3 separate regions of the Mus musculus genome follow, and all the other regions are linked to region 3. Evidence: chromatin loops called from intact Hi-C (ENCODE). Cell type or tissue: heart. All regions are shown on one strand.

The links. Peaks named below come from ENCODE experiments on the same cell type or tissue, not always from the same donor. Only the 100,000 strongest peaks of a DNase experiment are listed, where the experiment ranks them.
Region 1: it touches region 3 in a loop (8-fold over the local background); 7 of 42 quality-filtered maps call a loop at or near these places.
Region 2: a loop joins it to region 3, with 6 times the contacts of the local background. A loop is called at or near these places in 10 of 42 quality-filtered maps.

What each region holds. Positions count from the first base shown.
Region 1 is chr6:38,353,298-38,355,797 of GRCm38, forward strand. It overlaps Zc3hav1 (zinc finger CCCH type, antiviral 1), which reads right to left and starts at 1,306. Exons shown (of 13, transcript NM_001347122.1): 1 at 618-1,306. The coding sequence starts at 925. In heart, no CTCF peak of the experiment used is centred here; DNase peaks (open chromatin) are centred at 1,194 and 2,304; H3K4me3 peaks cover 2,486 bases; H3K27ac peaks cover 1,849 bases; H3K27me3 peaks cover 816 bases.
Region 2 is chr6:38,380,116-38,382,615 of GRCm38, forward strand. It overlaps Ttc26 (tetratricopeptide repeat domain 26), which reads left to right and starts at 1,409. Exons shown (of 18, transcript NM_153600.2): 1 at 1,409-1,478; 2 at 1,961-2,098. The coding sequence starts at 1,476. In heart, a CTCF peak has its summit at 1,562; a DNase peak (open chromatin) is centred at 1,386; H3K4me3 peaks cover 1,830 bases; H3K27ac peaks cover 1,252 bases.
Region 3 is chr6:38,432,336-38,434,835 of GRCm38, forward strand. Ubn2 (ubinuclein 2) reads left to right here and starts at 1,590. Exons shown (of 17, transcript NM_177185.4): 1 at 1,590-2,263. The coding sequence starts at 1,838. In heart, no CTCF peak of the experiment used is centred here; DNase peaks (open chromatin) are centred at 1,496, 1,966 and 2,286; H3K4me3 peaks cover 1,990 bases; H3K27ac peaks cover 1,808 bases.

The sequences.
Region 1 (2,500 bases), 79 kb before region 3:
ACCTTTAGTTATCTATCTGGCCAGGTGGAGAGACAAGGAGTGAAGGGTCACAGCGATCCAGGAGTTGGCGCACCCGAGACACAGGAGACTGGGCAGCACCGCTAGGATTCTGGGGCGATCGCAACATTCGAGGTACCAGAGTAGCAAGGAGAAAAAGGTGTGCCTGCAACTTCTACAAACTCTGGTTGGTGCAAACGTACTTTAATTAGGATTCTGGTGGGAGGTGAGAAGGGTAGAGAGGCAGCCTTGTCCGCCTTTCCAATAGCGCTTTGGCTACAGATTTTTCAACCTGGGGGTCTAACTTCACAGGAGTCGAATATGACCATTGGAAAACACAGATACTTGCATTACATTTCATAACAGTAGCAAAATTACAGTTACGGAGTAGTAACGAAAATAATTTTATGGTTGAGGGTCACAAACCTGAGGAACTGTATTAAAGGGTCGCAGCATTAGGAAGGCTGAGAACCACTGGTCTAGAGATTAGGAGGGATAGAGGGAGAAGGGGTTTGCAGCCGAGTGAGCCATATCCACCCGGTTCCCGCCTCCCCTAGGAAGCTGCCCCGCGGCGCCGGACTAGGCAATTAGAGAACCTTCCCCATTCCCGCTGCACTCACCGCTGGGACTGTGCATAGTGGCACCGGCCGAGCAGATTAAGCTTGCAAAGGTGCAGGCTGTCGCAGGGTCTCTGGCAGTACTTGCGACGGCAGACGCGGGCTCGAGTAGTAGCCACCACCGACCGAGTGATCCCGGCCTGGTCTCCAGTCTCCAATAGCACAAAGCGATCGGGCCCTGCTGCCTTCAGCAGCTCGTAGAGTTGCGCTTCGGGGAGGCTGATCTCACCCAGCAGTTCCTCCAGGGTCATGCGGCCCCCGTGAGCGCACAGGATCTTGGTGATGAAACAGAATACCTCGGGATCCGTCATGGCGCGCTATGGCTGCCGCTGCTCCGGCCGCTGCGCGGGACTCGGCTTCACGGAGAATCGAAACTTACGCGCGGTCCCAGGGGCGGACGCGGGCGGTGCCGCTCGCAGAGCAGAGCGGTTTCGCTTTCCAACTCCGGCGGTGGTGTCGCGAGGCCCGACCTCGACGACGAGGTCCTGGGGTCAGATTTAAAGTCAGCCGCGCGGGAGAGCGAATGGGAAGCGAGCGACGTTAGGCGGGCAGGTCCGCCGCGGCGCGGTACCCTCGGTTCCAGGCTAGACGTGAGGTCCCCCGAGCTCGGGACTGCAAGGCTGCTACCAGGAAGAGAGGAAGTAAGGACGTTCGTGAGGCTCGGGTGGAGTTTTGATGAGCCTGAGGAGAGTGACGCATCCTGGGGGGCCCACTAGAGGCGTCCTCAAATCAGCCCCACCCAGCCCCGGAAAGAGCAGACCTGGTGAGCGCTTCCTGTAAGCGGGACTCTCCGCCGAGTGTCGTCAATGCTCGCCACCACCTTAGGACATGGATATTATCCGAACTCCGCACTTGGGGAAATAACTTGAAGGAACAGGTGGAGCTCGGATGACCGAGGTTCTCGAGAGTTTGTTTCCGGGCCTGATTCCGCGGCACCAGATCTAGGATTACGCACTTTCTACCCAGTGCCGAGCCCCTCTTAGAGGGCGGTGATTGTTACTCTCCCTGGTTTCTTACGTAGCCTTCTCCAGAGCTATTTGAAGACCCACTCTTTGATCCTTTCTGGCCTTGCTAACTTAAAATCTCCAATTTTGGTGCCTCAAACCAACTGCTTAGAATGTCTTCAGATTTCCCCCACCCCTCCCCCCTTGGCATGAAGATGATTTTTAAGGTAAACCCTTACCTTACCGTAGAGTTACTGTAGAGACAGAAGGAAATAATAACTAGATTTCCCTTTGAGGAAAGCAAAGGCTGATGAAATTAAAGAGCCATCCGTGTCCCCAGGGAGCTTTCCGGAAGATTCTGCTGCTCCAAACATTAGCATTAAAAAAAAACTCCGATTGTCCTTCCAGACTCCGTAGTGAAACACACTCACCACACACAAACCTTATACGCTCTTCGGCCTCCTCCCCTTGTTAAATTGTGACTTTAAAACTTCTTTTGCACAATTGTGTTTAGTTTGTCTCATCTGTATTCTCAGCTAATTTGCAGGCCAGTAAACACTAGACCCAAATTAGAAAAAGAAAGGGGCTTTCCTTTCAGCACTCAGAAATGAAATGAATGGAGCGCTCACCGATCAGATGGGAACCCTTTCTTTAAAATCTGCAGGCACGGTGCAGGAGAAGTGTGCACTGCGATGCTTTCAAACTTCACAAGAGGGAGGTGCGAGTGACCCCACCCACTCAGACAAACACACGCTAAAATAATATTAAAAGCTTGGCGTGGTGAAGGCATGCCGGTAATATCAGCACTTGTGAGACTGGGGCAAAGGGATTATTGGCCAGGAAGATAATTGAGCAGGTAAAGGCACCAGTTGCTAAAACACAGGACACTAATTTGACCCCCAGAATTTCCCCACATGCTGGGAGAGTTTACTCTAGCAAGTT
Region 2 (2,500 bases), 52 kb before region 3:
AGATAGCCAGGGCTATACAGAGAAACCCTGTCTCGAAAAACAAAGCAAAAAAAAAAAAATATATATATATATATGTGTGTGTGTGTATGTGTGTATATATATATATGTATGTGTATATATATATGTATATATTGCAACTAAATTAACGCTGCTCTGGAGTAAATACTCCATTCTTGCTTTAATTGTACACACATTTTTATAGTTTCTAATTGTGTATAGGTGTGTTGAAGAACCAGCCTGCTTCCATCCTAGACTTTAAAAGCCCATTTATAGCTGGGTGTGGTGGCACATGCCTTTAACATGAGCACTTGGGAGGCAGAGTCAGGCAGATCTCTGTGGGTTCCAGCCAGCCTGATCTACAAAGAGAGTTCCAGGATAGCCAGAGCTGTTACACAGGGAAATCCTATCTTGAAAAATAAAACAAAAAGCAAAGCAAAGCAAAAACAAAACAAACAGAAGTCACCTTATAGTAAAAACAAACTAGGTTCATTCCTGCTTATGATTAAATTTTTGTTTCTCAGATTGAGCTATGCCTCGCCTATAGCCTTAACTACAAATGGTTCTGTACTGACCGTTCCAAGAATGCCAAATCATGACATTGTTTCTAAAAGTTGTTTAGAACCATCTTGCAACTCTACCTTTGTTTCAAAAGGTTTTATAACTACCTTGTTATGGCTATCTGTTGTTATGCCCACCTTGCAACCATGACTGTTTCAGGAGGTAGTTAGGACTAACTTGTTATTGTTATATTCTGCTCTTATAACACCTCTCCCTCCTATTTTCCCCATTTCACCCCCGCAACCCCCATGATCTATAAAAACCTTGTCTTCCTCACATCCAATGCTGATCTCTCCAAACTGGCCTTAGAGAGAAGCAGTCCGTGTACACGAATAAAAAAGCTTGCTTTAATTAATTTGGTCATGATGATTTGGGGTGGTGGTCTTTCTCCTCCCATCTTTGGGATTAACATTGTCTCGAGGAAATATTTTGGTATCACTTCTGCCTCCAAACTATCCTTTGCTTCAGCAGGTACCAGCAGAAACGAGCAGAAAACAGAGACAATGTACGAGACAAGCGGAGCTGTTGTCGTCCTCACCCCAGGCAAAACGGAAGTGGTCCTTGAAAATTACCTTCCCAAGAAACTTGCTTTTGAAATATACTTCCTAGTTGTAATAGTACTTCTAAATCGCCTTTTCTTAAACTGCTTTCCTAAGTAGAGACACAGCCCCATTTTCATCCTCAGCACAAACAACAAGGATTAACTCCCTTGAGAGAAGCACCTACTCTTCCAGCTGCGGAAACACACGGAACCAAGAAGCTTAGGACATTGGTTTTGGGACGAGCCCTTTCTCAGAAGGACCAGCCTCCCGGCGGCGTTGCCGTGGAAACGGAGCTCGCTGTGTGGATGTGGCAACTCGCCGAAGCACAGCCTTTGCAGACTATCTGCAGCGGGGGCTCACAGGACCGACGCCAAGATGGTTAGTGGCTCTGAATAGTAAGGGTGGGGGATTTTGAATAGGTTTGTACCTGGGTTTAGAGTTCTCAACGCACTGTTGGATAGAATCTAGGTGCGTCTCTAGAGGGCGATCCCTTTATCCCTCCAGTGTTTCCACCGGGAATAGGGAGGGATGCGAAGAAATCTATGTACCTCGATGCTCTCTTCCCTCCTGCTTCTTCATTTCCCGATACTAGACTGTGAACTGGAAAAAAGAATCTTGGAAGACCTAGGTAGTAGAAGCTGCGTGAGTGTTTGTTTGTCTCTTATGGATAAAGTTGTTGGAAGTAGCTATTCGGTTCCCCTTCAGTAGTAGGTAATGGTCCTTTTACTAAAATGCACAATAAAAAAAGAATCTGAATAGACTTCCTAGGGTCTGATGGTAAGGGTAGATCTGACTGAGAGCTGTTACCCTCAGTTTAAAAATGACTTTTGATAGAACAGTCTTTGCTATTTGTTTTACAGATGCTTTCAAGGGCCAAACCCGCTGTGGGCGGGGAGTCACCGCACACTGACAAAAGAAAGAAGAAAGGGAGGAAGATTCCAAAACTAGAGGATCTACTTTCGCAGAGAGATTTCACTGGCGCCATTACCCTATTGGAGGTAATGTCCAAAGAAGGTTTACTTCTCAGTCTGGTGGATGGTGGGTTGAATGCTGGTTACTATGCTATTGGGACGGGTGGGTACATTATGGGTAATCCAAACAAACATAGCCAGATGCATATTCCAGATTCCAAGTTAACTATAAACCTGATGAAATACAAAACATTTTGGACTGGAGAGATGGCTCGACATTTAAAAGTATCGGCTGCTTTTCCAGAGGACCTTAATTCCCAGTACTCACGTGCCTGCTCACAGCCATTAGTAACTAAATGTTAGGAGATTCAAGGCCTTCTGGCTTCCTTCAACAAAACATATGGTATGTAGACATACATGAAGACAAAACACTTGTACACATAAAATTATTAATTTTTAGTTCCACAAATGGTGAATACAGTATTACAT
Region 3 (2,500 bases):
TTCCAAAAACTTTAATTGCCCATTTTAAGATGGCAGAAACAGAGTCTGTGGGCAGAAAGGTCACTTCAATCCAAAAATAGGAGACCCAAACAGAACCAGGAGCAGTGGAAGGAATGTTGGAGGTAAAATATAGTGTCAAGAAAATATTGCAGCATTGTAAGGAAGAAATTCATCATCTTCCTCTTTTTTTTTTCTTGTTGCTGCTGCCAGTTTTTTTTTTTTTTTTTTTTCCAGACAGGGTCTCACTATGTAGGTCTGGCTGTCTTAGAAGTCACTAAATAGACCAGGCTGGCCTTGAACTCATAGAGATCCGCCTGGCTCCAGAGTGCACCCACTTCCATTAAGAAGTGTTAGCTGGCCGGGCGTGGTGGCGCATGCCTTTAATCCCAGCACTCGGTAGGCAGAGGCCAGCCTGGTCTACAGAGTGAGTTCCAGGACAGCCAGGGCTACACAGAGTAACCCTGTCTCAAAAAACCAAAAAAAAAAAAAAAAAAAAAAAAAAAGAAGTGTTAGCTGACCTGCAGTTGTCTATGTGGACCATGTTGAAATGTAACAGCCTGTATCTTCCTGACACTAAAGGGATACATCTCTACACCTGGCTTAGAGCTAGCACAATCTTTTGGGTTGAACATTCCATCACCATTTGGTACACCTTTGGAAAGGAATAGAAGAGCAAATATTAAAAACGTCTGTGACGACTCTTTGACTCAGCTCTTCAACATCTAATATAGTTGATGCAATTAACAAGCTTGGGTTTCCTTGAGGATGCGGCAAGGGAGTCTTTCAATTCCCTTTCTATTGAATAGATGAAAAGGGCTAGTAATTCTCGTCCGTTAAAATCTGAATTCCAGTTCGTTTCCCACGATGCTCCAACGAAGCCTAAGCAACGCTCCTTCCCACTCAAAGATGAGCCGTGAATTTTCTTCCCCCGGGAGCATGTCCCCTAAAATAACACCAAAGGCTGCCAAGACGTTCAAGTCTTCAAGAACTGTTCCTTTGCCAGTTCAATTTCCCAACTGAGGCGCGTCACTGAACGTCTCACCGCCATGCGCAAAGCGGCTAGGAAGAGGTGTGGGAGGCAGCGGTGTGGGAGGCAGCGTAGCGCTTTCGGGAGGGGTCTGAGGAGAGTTTAGTTTTCGCCTTTCTACCCTGGACACCTCAGGTGACGGGACAACAGACCGGCGGGCCCGGCGCCGGGCCGCGAGCCCCTCACCCCTGCCCTGGGTCCGCCTGGAATCCTCAGCTGACAACCCTGTTCCCCAGCGCCGAGAGCCAGAGGCCAACGTCGGGCGGGACCCGGCGCCATGACTGTGTCGGTCCCAGGCACATCGCGACGCTCACCCTAAGGGATCGGCGAGCGTGCCTCGGTTTCCGGGCGAGAGGAGGAAATCACTCAGGGAACCCCAAACCCCTCCTTTGAAAGCAAAGCAGAGAGCGTCCCCGTTGCCACGGAGACAGGCCTGTCTGTGACGTCACTTCCGCCGAGCTGTCTGGCCTCCAGACTGTTGAGAGGAAAAGGGGAAAACTGAGCAACAGCCACGACTGTGGACGCGAGCGTCTCGAGTGTGCGCATGCGCCCGCTCAGCGGCCTGCTTCTATTTATGTGGGGGATCCAACATGGCGGCTGCGGCGACCCTGGCGATGGCGGTGGAGCCCATCAGAACGTAGTAGCGGGGACGGGGACCCGGTCCGCACTCACGGTGGCGTCCGCGGGGACAGCTGAGGGTGCTGGAGGGAAGAAAAGTGACGGAGAGCAGAAGGAGAGGCGGGCAGGCGCGCCGTGCGGCGTCGAGGCGAGAGCCGGCTCGAGCGAGCGCCGAGGGCCAGAACAGTGGGGATGGCGGAGCCGCGCAGAGTCGCGTTCATTAGCCTGTCACCGGTGAGGCGACGCGAGGCCGACTTCGCGGGCGCCGAGCGCGAGCCCCCCCGACTGGAGCCGCAGCCGTACCGCGAGCCGGCCCGGGCGGAGCCGGCCCCCCGCGCTGACGCGCAGCCCCCGGCGCGCGACAAGCCGCTCCCCCAGCGCGAGGTCAGCCGCGCCGAGCCGCCCATGGCGCTGCAGCGCGAGCCCCCGCGGCCCGAGCCGCCGCCGCCGCCGCTGCCCCTGCAGACTCCCCCTCCGCGGGAGTCGGCTTCCCGGGCGGAGCCGCCGCCGCGACCGCCGAAGGAGACGGTTCGCCTGGAGCTGGTGCTCAAGGACCCCACGGACGAAAGCTGCGTGGAGTTCAGCTACCCGGAGCTGCTGCTGTGCGGAGAACAACGGGTACAGAGGGTCCCTCCCTCCCGGCCGCCCCACAGCCCGGGCGCCTCCGGACCCGCCGCCTGCCCGGGCTGCTCTGCACTTCGCTCGCCCCGGGGGTGGGGTGGCGGGGGCCGGGCAGCTAGACGGGGCGGGAGCTGCGCGGCTCGGCCCTCCTGGGTGGCCGATGCTGCCCCCACCACACCGCGCCGAGCCGGTTTTCCTGTGCACCTTTCGAAACCTCAGCTTTTTCCTCCTTTT